Regions from separate parts of the Mus musculus genome. Here region 1 is linked to region 2. A link is a loop called in an ENCODE intact Hi-C map of the cell type or tissue named here. Cell type or tissue: heart. All regions are shown on one strand. Links, peaks and the distances in the headings refer to the core of each region. The heading gives the core; the rest is flanking DNA. Region 1 has its middle 9.3 kb from the start of Atg16l2. Region 2 overlaps Arap1 (ArfGAP with RhoGAP domain, ankyrin repeat and PH domain 1).

Region 1 (11,437 bases), core at 4,420-8,419, 100 kb after region 2:
ACAGTGTGCCCTGAGCTCACTGTTCTAGAAGACCAGACAGTGACTTGTGTGACATCACTGGGAAATAGAGTGGAGAGGTAATTCCATTCCTAGGCCCTCAGGCCTCCAAGGTAGGCTGGGCCTTGAGAAGGCCACGTCCTATTACAGTGATAAAGGAGCTTTAGCCAAGCCCCACAAGGTCCGGATCTGAGTGTTTACTCAGGGTGGGTCTCACACCCTGCAGGGCAAACAGCCCAAAGCTGCCCCGAGGGAGCCACAGCCACTAAGCCAGTCACTCAAGGTCACCCACATCCTCATTCGTGGTGACAGTCACAACCATATATTATCACTTGCTGTCCTTATCTGAGTCCCACATAGACACATTTCAGTCACAAAAATGGCCAGCTTGGCACAAGGACATGTACATACACGATTACACACACCATCAGAGCAAAGTTGCCAGATGAAAAGTGCATATGCAAGGTGCCTAGTGAAACGTGAACTTCAAACACACACCAAACGGGCTATGATGGCTCATGACTTTAACCTCAGTTCCCCAGAGGCAGAGGCAGGAAGATCTCTGTGAGAATTTGAGAGCAGCTTGTCTCCATAGTAAGTTCCAGGTCAGTCAGAGCTATGTAGTGAGACCCTATGTCAAGAACACACGCACACATGCACACACACACACACACACACACACACACACACACACGCACGCGCGCGCACACACACACACACACACACACACACACACGCACACAAGTATGCATGCATGCACACACACTAAATAGCTTTTACTACAAATACATCCAAAATATTTGCTAAATCTGAAAAGCTTGCAGCTAAGGAACTGCCACTTGCACTGCCCACCTTATAGTGCCACATCGTCATACAGCAATTTCCACAGCCCTCAGGTGCCTGCTATGTCAGTTAGTAACAGTATGCACAAGTAACAGTGTGCACACGTAACTGGTGCACAAACACATCCTGCACATGTGAAGAGGCTCCAGGCCCAGGGCAGGACTAGACTCACCCTGTCTCAGTCCCACAACAACCTTAGGCTGATGGTTAGGCAGGGACCTAGGGCCCTTTGACTGCAAGGAAAATAAACCAATAGTCAAAATCTACAATTGGTGCCTCATCTTGAGGTCCCCTGGATATGTGAAGTCAGGCTAGGGTCACACCCATAGTATCACCCTGAGCCCTCCCCAGAGGCCTCTCTAGTTCTGCATGGTGATGACTGCCCTGCCCAGGGCCTCAGACAGAGTCCACCCAACTTTGAGATTAAAAAAAAAAATGAAGGAGTTGGGTGGGATGTGAGAGGGGCCATAATCACAGAAGCCCCAGGGAGTTTTGCCCACTCTAGCAGAAAAAGGCCTAGACAATCCTCTCCTTGACATCCCTCACCACCCAGCCTGAGCACAGAGCCCAGGGAGAGTCAGCAGATGGATCCAGTGCCTCTAATAGGAAATTCAAGGGCTTCTGGAAGGCTACATCGACCAACTATCAATCGAACTGAGTTCCTGCAGGACCTGTCAGGACCTTGTCAGCAGGGCCCCAGCAGCCCCAGGTGTGGTGACCATCCATGCTTCTGGATCCTTTCTGAGGTGGGAGGGTAGGGAAGCATTGCCTTGGTTCTGTTAGAGTCCTAACTGCACCTCTTATCCTATCTCAAGACAGTTTCCACACACTGTGGTAGCAGAGCCGAAAGAGGGACCTGTCCACTGTGAAGTCCTTCATCGAGGGGACAGTATTCTCTCTCCTCAGAGCCTGGAGATGCCTTGGGCAGCAGAAATCTACAAAGTTCAGAAGGGCAGCCCTTGGAATCCAGGGCACAGGAACGAGAGGACAGATTGGAAATGGCCTGCAGATAGAAGTTACCAGATTAGGAGTTCAGGAAAGTGGCTTGGGCAAGGAAGCCAGCCTGTCTAGGTCAGGACCTCAATAACTCCGTGCTAGGATCTAGAAGAGTTAGCTTACCTTCAGTCCGTCTAGACAGCCTTGCCTCTAAGGGTGTAGATGGATGAGGTTTACACTATTACAGGGGAGCGAGTCACTGAGCAGGGAGTGCTAAGCTTAGTGCCCTGACCACAGTGACTTCTCACTAAGTGCACATTGGATGCTGACATACTGTCTACCTACCTCCAACCTTATGTTCACACAGCACCTGCCAGCAGGGCACAGGGAGCCCAGCCCTACCCACTCCAGGGCACAGAAGGCTATTTCTCGGGCTGGGTGAAGGGCTGGTGTGGGTGAACCCCTTTAGGGCCTCTACTGGGAGAATGAGGTTCTAGGTCAGGCTTCATCCTGGGATAATACATCTAGTCCTGGAAGTAGGCTCAGCCCACTAGTAGGCTCGGCTGCTGTGGGTGGGACACTGCTGCCTGGGGGACTCTTCCTGCCTCAAGTCTGTGGAGTCCTGGGTCAGTGGGCATCTCCACGTCTTCCCTGGAGGAGGCTGCCTCCCTCAGCACCTTCTAAATTTAGGACTTGGTTCTGTGACTCATTTCTGAATCTGCTTGGCTCCCTCCTCCAGGAGTGTGCTCCCACGATATTTTTATCCTCCACTGCCACAGACTGAAGAATACAGGCCCCCAAATCCCTCAGAAATCCTAGACTAAGAAGGGTTCCCTGCTCCCATTTGCCTGAGTCGCTCAGAGTGCCTCTCGATCAGATTCTGTGCTCCAGCCCCACTTCTGTCTTCTCAGCTTTCTCTAGTCCCAACCAGAGTCACTGAGCTGGCTGTGTGGTCATCTTGGGGGCTCTTTCCCAGGGGAGAAGGGGTGGAACCAAGTGCCTCCCATCTGGCTTCTCGACAGAGCCCACACCTGAAGGCAGGAGGTCTGCTTCTTCACCGGACTCCCTCCCGTTGGCCTATTGCACTTTCCTTCCCCTCCTCTAAGTAAGGAGTTTGAACCACATCATTACTTAGAAAGGCTTGGAGCAAAGTTTAAATTACCACTGGGCCAAGACTCTAGCCACCTTCAAGTAGGGTGATCCAGGGATGAAGTTTTAATGTCTTTTTTTTTTTAAAGATTTATTTATTTATTATATGTAAGTACACTGTAGCTGTCCTCAGGTACTCCAGAAGAGGACATCAGATTTCGTTATGGATGGTTGTGAGCCACCATGTGGTTGCTGGGATTTGAACTCTGGACCTTCGGAAGAGTAGTTGGCGTTCCTATTCACTGAGCCATCTCACCAGCCGGAAGTTTTAATGTCTTGTGGCTCCTGTCTGCCTACCTCTTTCATCCTCCTCTGCCCCAAAGCCTGCTCTATTCACAGAAAACACAGGCCTGCAGGGAGGAAGACCCCTCGCTATCCCTACACTTAGCAGGACCTTCACTGAGTCCAGGGTCTGGTCCCTGTATGGTCAGAAATACAATATTCAACATGAGACGAGAATCCTCTTAACTCTAGGCCTTGGGAGGTGGGCAGAGCATGTGAACTCTCTGGTGTCAACACTCCAGACATCTCTTTCCCTGGGACAGAAGAGGACATGAAAGCCTAAGTTCCCATTTTACTTCCAGAAATGTTGGCCCCCAGAGGCATGTTGTAAAAGTTTGGAGGAGATGCACAAACACGGGGCTGCTGGCTGGCTGGAGAAGAACACCATCTGTAGCCTGCCACAACCTGTCTTCCCTGGAAGCAGTGATAACCAGCACTCATTACTTACCACATGCCTGGTGCTGTTCTTTGTACTAGACAGGTTATAACTCATTTAATTTATAGTTCACCCTCCAGACAGCCCTGGATGATGCTTGCCACCTCTACTTTAGAGACAACTAGAGACATGAAAAGGCGGCAGTGACTTATCCAGGGTTACAGTATTAACACCGTGAGAGTTAATGAAAACCTGGGGCTGACTGCATGCCTGGCTCCCATTGGCTCTCAGACAGCTCTTCCCAGAGTATATATTAGATATTCCATAAATGATTGATGAAGATGTTTGATCACTGCCGTGTAATGGAAAGATCTCCATCCTAGTCCAATTCTGTCCCAACTCATATGTGTCCTTAAGTGAGTCCCTTCTTAAGGCTGATGTGGAGGCACATGCATACACAGAACTCTGGAGCTGAGGAAGGAAGAAATCTTCAGGTTTGAAGCCAGTGTGGGCTACATAATACACCATCTCAAAAAGGGAATCCTGGGGTGGTGGTGGCACACGCCTTTGATCCCAGCACTTGGGAGGTAGAGACAGTTGGATCTGAGTTCAAGGTCAGCCTGGTCTACAGAGTGAATTCCAGGACAACCAGGGAAACCCACAGTACACAGAGAAACCCTGTCACGGAAAAAAAAATGATATCAAAAAAAAAAAAAGAAAGAAAGAAAGAAGGAAAAGAAAGAAAGAAATGGGGGGCAGGGAGAAAGAGAGAGGGAGGGAGAGACAGCGAGACAGAGAGACACAATCTCCACCCACTCATGCTTTTTGTGAGGGGGTCTTATGTGTCACATGCCAGGTAGTCCTCAAACTTGCTGTGTAGCTGAGGCTGACCTTGGGTTTCTAATCTTCCTCTCTCTAGCTCCTAAGTACTGGGATTATGAAAATATGCCACCATATTCAGTTTATGCAGTGCTGGGGACTGAATCCAGGGCTCCGTACACATTAGGAACGGATTCTACCAATTGAGCTGCATCCCCAGCCTTCCTTTGCCTTTAGCTTTGGTTTCCTGGCTGAAAAATCAATCAGTGGGGGCCACAGGACTAGACATTTGGAGGTGGGTGGGACAGAGCTTGGATTTTTGTTTTTATACGTACCCACTTTTCCTGAGTTACCCAAGGTAACTCAGATGTTGGATTTCTGTTTCTACATGTACCTACCTTTCCTGAGTTACCCAAGGTGGCCCCGTATGCATCCAGACCTCAGTGACTCCCAGATTTTCCCTCATCTGTTTACCCTCAGAGCCTCTTAGAATGCTCCAAAAACAGATGCAGAAAGCTTCCTGCTGCAAGGCAGAGAGACATAGAAAAGTGTACTTCCCTAGCGGACAGCTGCTTGATCATGTGTGTGCCCTGTGTGTCCATGGTGCCACCTTATTCCTCTACATGTCCCAGAGGTTCTTAAAGCCTCATTTCAGTGTGAAATATTTCCTGTCATCAACCAGGCCAGCTCCACTACCATTGCTAGTTGCTGCTGGCCCCAACCAACGTGATCACAGCTTACACACCAGTACACCCCAGTCAGGGGCCCTCCCCATTCCTGTCCATTTCGAGTCCATTTCCCTTGGTGATGCACCTTATCTGCCGTACTTGGGATACTACTTTGAGAAGCAGGGTTTACACAGCTCCAGCTACACCAGTGGGTCTCAACCATCCTAATGCTGCAACCCTTTAATACAGTTCCTCATATTGTGGTGAACCCCAACCATAACAAGTATTCCATTGCTACTTCAGAGCTATAATTTTGTTACTGTTATGAATCATAATATAAATATCTGATATGCAGGATATCTGACATGCAACCTCAATGGGGTTGCACCCCACGTGTTGAGAACCGTCGGTCTACACTGTTCTTTTTTTCTTTTTTCTTTCCTGGATGTTCAGATCCTCCTTTGCTTCCTGAGACTGTTGGTCAACTCTGAGTAGCCAGGCCTCCCTCATGCCTAGTTGGGTCAGAAGTGGAATAGTGACTCACCTTTTCAAGCGGGCTTACTAAATGTACACCCAATAAAAGCTAGTCTTTTCGGTGTGAAGAAGAGCTCCAGGCTCAAAGGCAAAAAAAGCTGGGTTCTAGCCCCAGTTCACATAGTGACTTGGGCTAGCCCTGGACCTATTTGGTGCCTTCAGGCTTGCAATTTGCAAAAAAGAGGAAATGGGTCTCTCAGCCTGCAATCAACTAACTGTAATAATCGTCTGCCTTTACAGACTGCTTGGGGGTTTCATTTTCATCCTTGGGTCTCATTTGATCTTTCCAACAAGCTCATTCCATCTATAAATGAGAAAGCTTAGGTTCCCAAGGAAGCAATTTACACAAGTCACACAGCAAGTCAAAAGTGGAGGCTGGGCTATAGCTCTGAAATCCTACTCTGGTCCTTAATTCTCTTTGTAAATCCGGTGTGAGGGTCAAGGCAACGGGGGGGGGGGGGACTGTGATTTGCAAACAATAAAAGGTTCGTGGAAAGATGAGTGGACAGATCCGTTACTACACGTTACTGTTATCTTTGCTCCGGCGCCCCCGCGCGTCCAACTCGAGGACCTCATCGCGCAGGCGCCTTTTTGCTGTTTACCGAGGCAGCGAGGCTCGTATTTGCGCGTGCGCTTTCCAGCGAGCACGCCCCGAGCTCCTGATAGACTTAGCTGCCTTGTAGCCCCCTAGTGGTTGTGGCCACTCTGCCACTGCGGCCCCCTAGGGCTTTCCCTCGGATGTAGGCGTCTCCACAGCCTCAGAGCAGCGAAGGGCAGAGAGGCTGCCGCATTCGACCACTTACAGTGGCCGCACTAAGCGCCAGAGGGGCGGAAGGCAGAGGCTTGGGCGCTGTGCTTTGCCCTAGTAAAAACTACATTTCCGGAAAGTCGGAGAGTGAGGTCGCAGAAGGGCATATTGGGAGTTGGAGTTTGGAGACAGAGGAGGTCTTCCGCAGCGGGTCCGGGCGGTGAGGAGGTGGAGCCTGGGCTCTAAACTAGGGCTGGTTGGTTCTAAGGACGCATAAATGACACAGTAGCTAGCTTGTATTTTAGAAAGAACACTAAGTTGTCTGCAATTGCTCCTCCGCTAGTCAACACTCAGATCGCCTTATGTCCTGCTGTCAAATCCAAGCTGCGTGTGCGTGTGTGTGTGTGTGTGTGTGTGTGTGTCCCAAGTGCTGCGATTACAGGTCTGCGCCAGTATGTCCAACTTAATTAAGCAATAATAAAAATGTTCACTACCTTCATAGTCCAATACCGTTGTAACTGTGTGACGACTTGACACATGGCTAAATGCCATGTAAGAAGTAAAAATTGTAGGCGGCCTTGGTGTTCCAGGAGTTGGAGATGGGAGGGACATGAGTCTGAGGTCAGACTGGACTTCATAGTAGAACCTCAGTGGTAAAGTGTTTGCCTAGATTTGATACAAATGACAAAGGCCCTGAATTTGATACAAATGACACATAACACCCTAAATGAATGCCATTTTAAATGAAACTAGTTTTAACTCATGCAAATGGCTACTTTGTGTCTAGGGCTACTTTGTGTCTTAGGGCTACTTTGTGTCTAGGGCTACTTTGTGTCTAGGGCTACTTTGTGTCTAGGGCTACATTGTGTCTAGGGCTACTTTGTGTCTAGGGCTACTTTGTTGGACAGTTTCATAATTTAAATCTGTTGTCTTCAACATAATGGTCTCGCCTTGCTTTGTGAGGCTCACGGTTCAGTTTCTTCCTGCCTACTCACTTCCTCCATTGTTTGTCCCTTGCAACCTAAAAATTAGGTTGGATTGTAAAAATCTTCCCTACTGTTTATTAGGCTGGAATAACAGGCACAGAAAAAGCCAGCTGTAAAATTAACAGGAAATAATATTTTCCCAAGGATATACTGCAGCTATTAAAATGTTATAATGACCTCCTGCTTTGAGTAACAATTTATTTCTTACCAACCCAGCAGGCTTGTTTTCTGGAATCGTAGGCTATCTGTAACTTTGCTATTGGAAATGATATGAACAAAGTGGAGAGTTTTGTCTGTGGGATCTGAGCCACTGAGTGAACTTGGGTACAGAGATCCACTTGAAGGGCTTCTAAAGGTGGTCCATCAGTAGTCCTCAACCTTCCTAATGCTGCAACCCTTTAATACACTTCCTTATGTTGTGGTGACCCTCAACCAAAAGTTATTTTCATTACTGTCTTAAGACATACCAAAAGAGGGCATCAGATCCCATTACAGATGGTTGTGAGCCACCATGTGGTTGCTGGGAATTGAACTCAGGACCTCTGGAAGAGCAGTCAGTTCTCTTAACTGCAGAGCAATCTCTCCAGCCCTCATTGCTACTTTGTAACTGTAGTTTTGCTACTGTTATGAATTGTAATGTACATATCTATGTTTTCTGAAGGTCTTGGGTGATCCCTGTGAAATAGTTGTGTGACCCCTAAGGGGGTTGCAGCCCACAGGCTAAAAACCACTATGTTATGTCTATCTTAATTTTATTGTTTTCAAGGAAGCAAGACTCTGGGTCCACTTGGCAGTGCAGACTTATGAGCCTTTCAAACTGTCTTGCTTAAATCTCACAGGACCACCAGACTCAGTTGGCTTAGGCTGGGATAGGTGACCGGGGTTACTGGAATATGCAGCCAAAAACATGGGGTATGCTGTCCTTTGTGCCAGGGCTGCCTGATGCTTTGAATCAAAATTCCAGAAATTAAAATAAAAAAGCCGAAACTATGTTAAACATTCTAACAAGCTGACTAACTGATAAAAACTTAAATGATCATGGGTAAGTGGAATGTTGCAGGCCTAGAGTTAAATTATCTTGAACTGCCTTTAACCCTCTAAATAGCCATTTATTGCCCACATTTGCATTTGACCTGACACCCTTGTGGCTATCAGGCACAGTCCTCTTTGGAATGTATAAACATATGCATAGCTTTCACCTTCAGCCAAGAACTGCCATCAGATAGCCTGAGGCCTATAGCAGGTATTGCTCTCCTTTGCTGTAACCTGCCTACCCGAAGTTTCTACTAACACATCAGAACAGTGCCTTGGCTGGTCATTTTGTTCCGCTACTGTAAAAATTCCGTACTGTTACTCCTTTGGAGCATGGAATTTGGGGTAACCTTCTCTGTGTTCTCTGGTCCATTACACTGGTATTTGGCTCCAGAATAAACTCTCATTTAGTTGCTGTGAGGCAAGATCTGTGTTTTTGTGTTGCCATTGTGTTGATGGTGGGCAGCATGCCATGTACACTGAAGCAGGCACGTGCAGTGTGCTGCAGACACCTGCCAACCACTTTCTGGGGTCTCTGGCAGAGCCACTGTAGCAGCCCACCCCGTTAGGTAACTGGTCCCTGGATCCTGAGCTCTTCCAAGGGCTCATTGCTGTCCTGTGGGTCTGTGCATTTCTTTGGCTTTAAATGGATTTTATCCCTGGGGTAGAAAGTGAAAAGAGTATGACTAAGGCCTGTGGTGAAAACTCCATTTCATGATGTGTCTCTTCCCAAATGTGGTCCTCGTGAGTGAGTATGTCCTACATACAGTGCGGTTGGTCTACATCAAGATCTTCCCGATGGTCCACAGGCAGCTTCAGCACACCAAGCTAATGACCATGCAAGCAAGAGCTACCCTCTGGGTGAAGATCTGTGGGGCTAAGTCATTGGGGGTGACTGTGGGGCCATGTCCTGCGTTAGGTACTAGTGAATACCATCAGTTTTATCCAACTCCCTCCTCCTTTTCAGCCAGTTCAGGCTAAGGACAAATGTGGAGGGCAATGAACACAGCCATTCTCTTGTTACACGCCAATGTAACTGTCAACTCCACAGTTTATGCCTGCTTGGATGAAGACTGCTGCTATTTTACAGAATCACCTATAGGCACATGCCAGATAGATGTCAGGAGTAGGAATGGACAGATGGACAGAGTGTGACACAGCCTTCTCTCAGTGTGGCCTATGACTTCAGCTGTGGTCTCCTCCTGAAGGCACAAACCCAGAGTAAATGAAAGACAAGGCTTGCGTGGCTGACGCATGCTGTGAGCCATCAGTTAGTTACTTTTCCTATTGCCGTGATTAAACACCCCAAAGAGCAACAAAGAGGAGAAAGAGTTTATTTCGACTTACAGTTTGAGGATATGGTCCATGATGGCAGGGAAATCACACAAGGAGAAGTGTGAGGCTGGGAGCACAACCACGGAGGCAGAGAGTGAGGAATGCTTGTGTCCAGTTCATTTTCTTTTCATTCAGCCAGTGACCCCAGTCCAGAAAAGTATTGCTCATGTTAGGGTGGTTCTGCCCACTTCAGTTAACTGAATCTAGATCATCTCTTACACCTCAGTTAACTGAATCTAGATCATCTCTTACAAACACACCCAGGGACTTGTGTTCCTGGTGATTCTAAATGTCATCAAGTTAGCATTCGTGATAAATGGTCAGTTTACCTCAGGGAACATGTGGCTTTGTGTGTGCTTCCCTGGAGATGCACATAGCAAGCTGATAGGAATGTATGATAAGAGGGCTCCAAGAGCAGTACAGGATTTTCATGGTTCTGTGTAGCTTTTCTTGCTGTGGGGATGATGTTGACAGCTCGAGTGGATTCTGAAAGACTTTTTTTCTTCTTCTTCTAAGAATCTGCATCTTTTATGGTAGAAAATGAAAGCATTTTACTGTGAAACACTATAAAGGTTTATAATGCAAATATTTTGAAACCTGGAAACAACAGAAAAAAGTTGGTTATATTAAAAATGTGCACTTGCTCTTAGGAAGGTAGCCTGGAAAAATATTAATTCTTCATCAAGAAACTGATGTTTTGTCTGGTTTTTGAAGATAATCTCACTCTGGCCTGGAATTCATGATGTAGCCGATGATGACCTTGAATTTATGACCCTCCTGCCACTCCCTCTCAAGTAGTATACACTTACAGGCGTGTGTCAGGACTCACCGCTTGGTGTTTTGTTTTGTTTTGAGACAAAGAGTCTCACTCTATAGTTCTAGTTGATCAGAACTCATTATGTAGATCAAGCTGGCCTCAAATTCAGAGACCTCCAGAAAAGTAGGAATAGTCATTGATGCATTGTCTTTCACAATGGATACAAACATTGTCCTTTTGTTTATTGTGGGTTTGTACCTTCTGGAAGAGGCCACTGCTGAAGTCATAGGCCACACTGAGAGTGTATCCACCTGCCTTGGACAAGAATTAAAGGCATATGATACAATGCCAGGCATCTCAACTTAAAAAATATATGTATGTTTATTGTATGTGTGTGGGTATATCATGAATGTGCCTGAGGAAGCAAGAAGAGGTTATCAGATCCCCTGCAGCTGTAGTTACAGGAATTGCGAACCATCATGTGTGTGCTGGGAACTGGCCCTAAACCCATCCCCACCCTTTTTTTTTTTTAATATTGAAAAATGGTTTCATTATGTGGCCCTGACGACTCTTGAATTTGTGACTCCTCTGCCTCCCAAGTGCTACGAGAACAGAAGCGAGTGTAATACCATGTCTAGCAGTTGACTTCATTAGACAATGGTTTTTGCTTTGAAATGAGATCTTGCTATGTAGCTCAGGCTGGCCTTTCACTTTGTAGACTAGAGTAGCCTCAATCTTGTGATAATTCTCTTACTTCTTCTGTATAAGTGCTGGGATTATAGGCAAGTGCCACCACAGGTGCTTACATTTATCTGACTGGACTAGGACAGTCTAAGACATTGGACATCCGCTAGGTTCTGTCTTGGTCCCTTGCTCTTCGGCACATTCTCTTTGGATGACCTCATTTACTTCCATCCATCTGCGTAGGACTCTCAGACCCCAAGCTCAAACCTTTATTCAATACTGAGGACATCT
Region 2 (8,462 bases), core at 4,463-8,462:
TCATCGATTTGTTTTTGTTTTTGTGTTTGTGTGTGTGTGTTTGTGTGTGTGTGTGTGTGTGTGTTTTCTAACTGGGTCGCGGTAGAAGTAAGTGGGAGTAGGAAGAATGTTTATGGAAATGAGGGAGGCTGCCAAAAGTGATGAAAAATGAAAAGAGTGTCTTTCTGGGACCGGCCTCCACCCTGCCACTCCTTGCCTCCGGAGGACTGCAGGATGCCGGGTTCCAGCTATCTTCTCTGCCCAAGACCACGACTTTTTCAGCGCCAGCCTGTGCCTCCTCCTGCGCTGCTGTTTCCCTCCTACCTTCCAGACGGCCCCTCCTCTGTCTCCCTCCAGGGGCGCATCCCATCTTTGCCTCCACAATGCGGATGCTTCTAACAAAATTCCCCATTCTCTTTGTCCCACTGGGCAGCGATCCTTCTCCCAACACACACCAACTCATCCAGCCCTCTTCTGGGGTGCCAAAGGCCAGTATAGTATGTCTCTGAGCATCTCCTCCAGGAATATCCCATTGACCCGAAAGCCAAATAGTGAAGAACCAACTTGACTGATGATTGTGTGTGATGTACCAGCAAAATTTCCAACTCCTAGACTGAACTTTACAGCTTGACCTTTCTCCTCCCCTCTGCTCCCCGCATCCCCCATCCCCAGAAGTCACTGGATTCTTACATCCATACTTATTCACAGGTCCCCGACTCCTCCCCTTTATTTTGGCCTCTCCCCAGCCCCCCAGTTCCAGTTCAACCTCTGTATTCCACATCCATGCTGCACCTAGTGGTAGCTTCCTGACATATGCGGTCACACTGTGCTCCCTCAAAACCCTCCTTCACCCCTAACTCCTTCAACCCTGGATCAGGGTCCTCAATCTGGCCCCGAATGATCTCTCTTTATCCTCTTCTGCTACAGGTGTGTGTGTGGGGGGGGGGTGGAATCTCTATCAATTTCCAGTCCCCTCTGTTTCTTCTTTTGTACAATGTTTATCCTCCAGGATACTGACAAGTTTCCTTTCTTTCTTTCTTTCTTTCTTTCTTTCTTTCTTTCTTTCTTTCTTTCTTTTTTCTTTCTTCCTTTCTTTCTCCTCCTCTTCCTCCTCCTTCTCCTTCTTCTCCTCCTCCTCTTCTTCTCTCCTCCTCCTCCTCCTCTTCTTCTTCCTCTTCTTCTTCTTCTCCTCCTCCTCCTCCTCCTTCTCCTCCTCTCCTCCTCCTCCTCCTCCTCCCCTCCTCCTCCTCCTCCTCCTCCTCCTCCTCCTCCTCCTCTCCTCCTCCTCCTCCTCTCCTCCTCCTCCTTCTCCTCCTCCTCCTCCTCCTCCTCCTCTCCTCCTCCTCCTCCTCCTCCTCCCCCTCCTCCTTCTCCTCCTTTTTAAATGACTATCCCAAATCCTGGCCTGCCCTTCCTGTGCCATCTCAGCACACACCCAACCCAGCACCCTTGGGATTCTGGGCCTGGAGCTAATATGCTTTTGGCTTTTCCTCCACACCTTGCGTTTGCCCTACCCCCTCCTCCTGGTCTGGGTTCTTCTCATTTCATCTGCTGAACCCTCCTTTCATGGAGGATAGGCCTTGACTCCCAGCCCAGCCCAAGGGTGCAAGGGAAGAATGCTGATGGAGAAGTCCAGAGAGAGACCAAAGATGGAAAGGAATAGTGCTAATCAGAGCCAAGTTTGGTCCAGGATCATGTTGCAGTGAGTCTAGTAAGGAGTTGGGGCAGGCTGCTGTCCCCTACTCCCTGGGGCAGGCTGATGCTGCAATAAACTGTGCCATCCACTGGGGATGGGGAGTAACTGCCAGGCCATGGACTTCACAAGGGACTGGGACACTCTGCCTGGGGGCAGGGATATAGAGTGGGGGTCTAGCCTGGGTCTTGTTAACAAGCACCCATGGGACAGAGGAAAGATGAATTGGTAGCTCAGAGAGTCATCTCACAGTGCCCGTCCCCCTGTGGCCAGGAAGCTTCCTCCTGTAGGTCTGATGCCCAGAATGATGCCACTGTGAAAGGATGGCATGTACCCTTGGTGCCAGGGACAGGTCTCTGAGCAGGGACCTCATCACACCACCAGGGGCAAAGCCTTTGCTTTGACAAGGACATGGAAAGCCACCACGGTCTCTAGAACAGCTTTAGGGTGGGGCAACTTCTTCATCATTTCAGGAAGATGGCTCTGTCAGTCCAGATGAGGAGACGTGGCTCAGCTTCCTCTGAGGGGCAGGGCTGGTGACCTTAGGAGTGGGTAGTAATCTCCAGTTACCAGTGGGGGGATGAAGCACTGGGACAGATATCAAGTCAGAGGAAAGCCGAAGGCTACTACTGTGTCCTTCAACCCAGAATCCAGTGGCCCTGCTTCCTACCCAGTGCAAGGGGTACAGCTAAGCAGATGTGGCTCAGAGGAAGACTGAGGCAGATGAGGGAGGCCAACCTGGAGTACAGCTGGATCCTTGGGTGCCTCTACTAGACGCTGATATCAGGGAGTATAAGAGGTCAGGGCCAGAAGGTCCGACTCCTCATTACACTGGTGGGCAAACAGGCCAGGGGCATATCCAGGACCAAAGGATATAAAGAGTAGATAGAGCTGGACCACAGATCAGAGACTCCTGGTCATTGTGTCCCAAGTTATTTTCTCCTCTTCATACTCTCTGCCTCTCCTCTGGTAAGGACGGAGGCTCAGCAAAGGAGGCTGTGGATAGAGCTTTAGCACTTGGACCCCCTCCCCACAACAAGAATGCAGCATTTTACTAGGGTGGGTCAGAGCAGAGGCGATCCCTGAGTTCCTCTTCTAAGAAAGGTTTTGCTGTCCTCATCTCCCTCCAACCTGGCACACCAGGACCCCCCTTTCCCGGAGTCCCCCAGCCTCCCACTCAGTCCTGCTTTACCTCTTCTGTGCAACTCCCCACACCTGAGGAGGGAGGGAGGGGGCGTGACTCAGTGGGATAAAGGCAGCTGTTATATTTGAGTGATTACATAAGCCAGGAGGAAGGCAGCTGCAACGTGACTGCACAGAGGCCAGGAGACAAGTCAAGTCTGGGTTGCAAGGCGGGGGTCTCCTCCTGGACTCTGCACACTCTAATCTAGGGCAGAGACAAGTCTTTACAGGACCAGAAAGCAACCATTGTGCACAGGTTGCAAAGTCCTCCCTATGTCTAGGCACTTAAGGAAGGGTCTACCCCACCCCACCCCACCCCACCCCCCAAAACTAGCTCTCAGGTTTCTAGACAACCTAAGGCCAGATTCTGATGAAGCTGTAGAACCTGCCAGGGACTCCTCTTCAGCAAGGAAGACACAAATGAGAAAAGGGTACCTGCCAGGACGGGTTGTCCCAAGCCTATCTGTCCTTGGTAGGCCACTCTCTGGCCACCCTGGGTCTCCCAAGGGTGAAGTGAGAGAACACACGAAGCCTTGGCACAGCAGGTATTCCATATCCTCACTGGCAAGGCAAAGGGCTAGTTGGGGGTTTCACAGGGAGTCCAAACTCACATTGAGCTGACTTCTCTGCCCTGAGTAAACTGACATGGGTGGCCAACTATGAAGTCTGTGGGGCCCTAGGCAAGCCCCTGAGCTCTGTTGGTGTTTGCAGTATCTTTCCTGCAGTGTCCAGGGAGCATCAGAGCCTTCGTTCGAGTCCTGCAGCCCACAGTGCAGTGAGTCAAGGAGGGGTAGGACTAGAACAGGTTGCAGGCAGATGCGGTGACCAGCACTGGGCACCAGCACAAGGCCCACAGCCATCAGGCCCATGGGGTTCCTCCTACGCACCCCCCCAAACCCCGGAGGAGGAAGGCTGTGCCCACCCAGACTGTGTTGCCATGACGCTCACTGGTCTCCATGGTTCCAGGCACACAGCCCTCCCCTCATCAAGAGGAGGGCTGAAGGTGACAGGAGCTGAGGAGATGTGGGTTCCTGGCACCCCCTCCTAGTCTATCTCTCTGCCTGGATCCTTGGGGTTCCTCGACTTGAACCTCCGGGAGACAAAGCAGAGAAGAATGACAGTTTCCACTTCAGAGTCAAAAGAGTGACAAAGAGGGGACTTATGCATAGAAGACAGTCAAGATTGCAGGGGAGTGGCAGAGGGGGGAGGGAGGGCGGAATGGCAAGAGGGAGGGCACACTCAAGTCACCAGGCAGAGTGCCTCCCAGCTGATAAGGAGTGGGAGGTACAGTCCTCAGGCCCAGCTCTTTGGTCTGTGGGTGGGGGTGGGCGGACAGAACAGAGGAGGAGGAGGTGGGGGAGGGGCAGCAGCAGGAGGGAGAACAATTTTCCTAGAGAGCTCTTTGTGTGTGGATGTCCCTCCTCCACGTGCTCTGTGTGTGTGTGTGTGTGTGTGTGTGTGTGATGCACTTGAGTTATGGCAGTGCAAGCTGAGGTGTGCAGGCACGTGTGTGCAGAGCATGAGTGTGTGCCTGTGGCCTGTGTCACTGTGTCTCCAGGGTGATAAATACAGCAGTAGGAGCTGTAACCAGGGCAGAGGAAGTGTGGAAATTTCCACAGGCTGAAAGTAGCATAGAGGAGGGCACATGCCAGGGCCAGTGAGCTCTTCAAGGAGCCATCCCCCTGGTTGGTTAGCTGGGTACAAATCCTCCCCATGTTTTCATAGAACATGGACACTGGGAACAAGAATCCAAAGGCATTCCCTGACAGGAGAGGCAGGGAGATTCTGACCAGCTCTGTGTGGGTGTGGGTGCGCACGTGCATGCATGTGTGTCAGTGAGACAGAAACAGTCACACAGTCTGAGAGTAGGATCTGGGTCATTCAGGTCACTAAGTACTTAAGTAGTAGAAAAGATGCTGTTTTCTGGTAGGGACAAGATCCTAAAGGGCCCATTAGACAGGGATGTAGTCGTGTCTCCTAGGTAGCCAGTAGAGCTAAGACCTGACAGCTAGGGTGTGGAGGGGAGGCCTTAGGGTGTCTGGTGCTGAGGGTGTGAGGCCCTGGGGTTGCATGGGTGTTAAGATCCAGCTACAACAGGTCCTTACTTCAGGCCATCTACATTTGTCTGTCTCTCTTCAGCATCCCCTACCCTCCAGGCTTCAGGACATGAGCCCTTCATGAATCCCTCTGAGCAGCATCCTCTCTCCTCAAGGGTTTCCTCCTCCCCCACACCACTTACTCATCTGCCCCACGTGTGCGGCAAAAGCTCTGCACACAGCAGGTATTCAACAAGTGCTTGGTGAGTGAGGGCTGAACACAGGAAGTAGTCACTAAGTGCTGGCTGAACCTCTCAAGCTCTTCTCCTGTATGTCACAAAGATGTCACTGCGGATATATCTAGGAAGACTAGCAAGGGGCACGGCTGGCACTTCACACTTACCTGCGCCTGCTCATTCAGTGTTCCCAGGAGGCTATCGGGATGCAGCTTAGCTCCAAAGGACAGAGAGCACACAGACGATCAGAGATCTAAGTAACTGTCAAAGCCACGTGGACTATAAAGGATATCTGCCTACCCATCTATGCTTTCCAAAACAGAACTGTGGGCAGGCAGCAATAAGAGCCAGGGGGTAGGAAAGAGGTTCCATGCCCCCTCCAGCCCCAGGGTTAGTACGGAGGTAGCAGGGTCCAGCTTTACCCCCACCTGTCTCACTACAGCCTGTGTACCCAGAGCTCCCTGGAGCCAAGGGTTCCTGGGTCCTCACTGCTGGATATCATGCAGAGTGGGAGGGTTGAAATGAAGGAGCCAGAAGAGAGAAAGGCAGATACCCCAGCCCTCTTCTGCCCCATATCCTACCCTGCCCACTTTTCCCCAACACTCCACCAGCAATGCTCGGTGCCCAGGCTGTGCCCTACTACAGCCTTTTCTCTCAGAGTTCCCTCCCTATTCTCCTCCCCAACATCCAATCCCACCCCCAACCACACTCCTCCAGGAAGTCCTTCCTCCTTCAGGCTCCCACCCCTAACTCTGGGCTCCTCCCATCCCAAGCAACCTAAAGTACCAAGTGCATCCCTCCCTTCTGGCACTGGCTCCAGTATTAGGAATCCTTGAGACAACAGAACCTTCTGCTCTGCCCCCCCCCCCCAACACTGTAGTCACAGGTATTTTTCACGAAGGTTGAGTCTCAATCCTGCAGGGATGTGACCTCACGCCAAGGGAAAGCACTCTACAGTGTCACATAGTGCTGGCTACGGGGAGCGCTCACAAAAGGGGAGAACAGGCTAAGAGCAGGAGGAAAGCTGAGGAGACTCTAATGTCAGGCAGGGAAAGCTGAGAGCAGAGGCTCAGGCTTAGGTTTGCATTCTGTAGGCATTGGGCGAAGGGCTCCTCTCATGTCCTAGAGCCCAGGAGATCAAAGCAAAGCACCTCTACTGTGCTGTCTTACAACACATCACTAGTTGCTGGCCAGAGGCAGGGCTGAGTGGTCCAGCTGGCAGAAGAACAAAGCCAGATCCAGGAATATCACTGGGAGGGGAAGGAGAGGAGGGAGGGAGGAAGTGTTGCAGGTGTAGGGAGGGTTAGGAGGTGTTACACAGACCCTGCTCAAAATTTGCAACTATGAGTGGTCCATGACTGCCCCCTAGTGGCCAAATGCAGCTCCCCTCTGGCTAATCCCTAAACCAGAGTAATGACAGTGCCAGACCAGCAGAGGGCACCTCTAGTTGTACCCTCTTCCTTGGTCTCTGGGGTTGGTGGACAGTAGATCAAGTTCAGGGAGGAAGCAGCTCTTGGGCACATAAGCCCTCTAGCCATGTCCTGCCTGGAGGACATGATAATTTGGCTTGGAGCAGCTCCCTGAAGATAGGACAAAGGGATGGGGACCGTAGCTTGTGCAACAGGTTAGTAGAGCTCAAGGATCGTGTGCTGTCTCCTGGCAAACACCCAGGACACATGTCCAGGTGTACATCCAGGTCCCCACTGGGGCCACCTACTTGGTAAGCCAGGACTGAGGTGCCAGGCCTATGGCTAGGACCTGTGGCATCAAGAACTGACAGGAAGGCACAGCCGGGGTTCAGAGCTTTATAGGTGATGGGGGGGTCACAGATGGCACAGGTACCCCAGTCTTATCCAGCTCTGCTCTGCCCCTTTCGAGGCTAAGGACAGGACACCAGCAAGTCTGCTCACTAAGCCTTTGAGATAGGGTGGCAATGAGACTCCAGAGAAGGCAGAAGCTTAGCACTTTCCCAGAAGTCTCCAGTCTGTCTTTGAGTAGCTGGTGACCTCTGTAGGTCAGCACTTCCCTCTGAAGGCGATGCCCTGTGATGTGAGAGGCAGACTCCACTCTGGAAGCACACGCATAGTGCCCAGGGTAAAGCCCCCTTCACAGTCCTCCAAAGCTTGTGGTATGCACTGTGGCCTCGTGTCTCCAGCACGAGGCTCTGAGTAGCTGTGCCGGGGTCACTAACACAGATCTAGGCCCCAGCTCAGATGGTTGCAGGGACCGGGACTCAGACTAGCTGGGGTCTGCCTTGTCCTGAATCAGAAATTCCATAGCCTGGCTGTACAGTGGCACAGTAGGTACAGGGCCAGGCCAGGCCTCTGCCAGGACAGTGGAGGGTAAATAGCTCAGTAAACATGCAGAGGGTAGACTCAGGCTCCTGGCTTCAAAGCCCCAGCATTCACCTCTGGGCTTCACAGCCAACTGTACCCTTAGCCTAGGACACCAGTGCCCACAAACCATCACAGGCCTCAGCACCATAGGGTAAAATATACAGATATATTTATATTATCAAAAAGTATCCAAAGTGGGGAAGGGATAGCAGACAGCCACAGCCTGGGCCTCCCTGCCAGCACACACCAGAAGAGGGCTGATGTCCCCAAGTCCAGAAATCACCCTGCAGAAGCTTCCCACGAGCTCCCTTGTAGACCCCCGGGAGTACGTTCAGAGTGTCACCCTTTCCATTTGGGAGCCTGTGGGAAGGGGGTGGGCTCCCTCCCAGCGGGGCCCCAAACCCTTCTCCTGCACAGCTCCTGATTTCTGTCCATCTTTCCAATTCCACGGATTCAAAGAGCATGACCCTAGGTAAGCAAGCCAGGTCAAGAGCATTGCTTGCCTGCAGGAAAAGGAAGGGTCCCTCCTGGGAAATCCCCATTGCCAGCCCATTCCTGCCCAGCCAAGAAGCCTGTGCTGCAGTCAGGATATGGGATGTGGGTATGGCTTCCCCGTGTGTTCTGTTGGCTCACACCAAACACGCAGAGCACGAGGGCGTCTGAACAGGAAAGCTTCCTGGTGGCAGTGATGGTGTCCCAGAGTCAGAACGACTCCTGTGCTCAGACATGGCGGAGAAGCTGTAGGGAGCACAGAAGCCCAGATCCTATAAGTGCTTTGTGAAAGTAAAAAGGAGCAGCCAGCAATGGAGTAGATGCCGAAATATCAGCAGCTGGGGTTTCCAAGGCTAGACAAAAGGGGCCCCAGAAACCTAGGGAAGAGACTAGATGGGCTGTCAGAGAAATCAGTTAAGTGCAGGCAGGCATCCAGCCAGGTCCCACCCAGCCTTGCCCACATGAACCAGAGACACTTACGGAAAGGGGGTCAGCAGTGAAGGCTGCC

Evidence for each region. Peaks named below come from ENCODE experiments on the same cell type or tissue, not always from the same donor. Only the 100,000 strongest peaks of a DNase experiment are listed, where the experiment ranks them.
Region 1: it touches region 2 in a loop (4-fold over the local background); 7 of 42 quality-filtered maps call a loop at or near these places.

The regions. Positions count from the first base shown.
Region 1 is chr7:101,305,651-101,317,087 of GRCm38, reverse strand. It overlaps a transcript of Stard10 not described here. Among named protein-coding and RNA genes, the nearest start is that of Atg16l2, 9.3 kb to the right of the region's middle. In heart, for the core only: a CTCF peak has its summit at 6,283 (motif pointing left); a DNase peak (open chromatin) is centred at 6,237; H3K4me3 peaks cover 1,336 bases; H3K27ac peaks cover 1,336 bases.
Region 2 is chr7:101,411,042-101,419,503 of GRCm38, reverse strand. Arap1 (ArfGAP with RhoGAP domain, ankyrin repeat and PH domain 1) reads right to left here. Exons shown (of 34, transcript NM_001040111.1): 33 at 8,435-8,462; 34 at 6,918-8,200. The coding sequence ends at 8,183. Among named protein-coding and RNA genes, the nearest start is that of Pde2a, 36 kb to the left of the region's middle. In heart, for the core only: no CTCF peak of the experiment used is centred there; DNase peaks (open chromatin) are centred at 6,583 and 7,449; H3K27ac peaks cover 944 bases.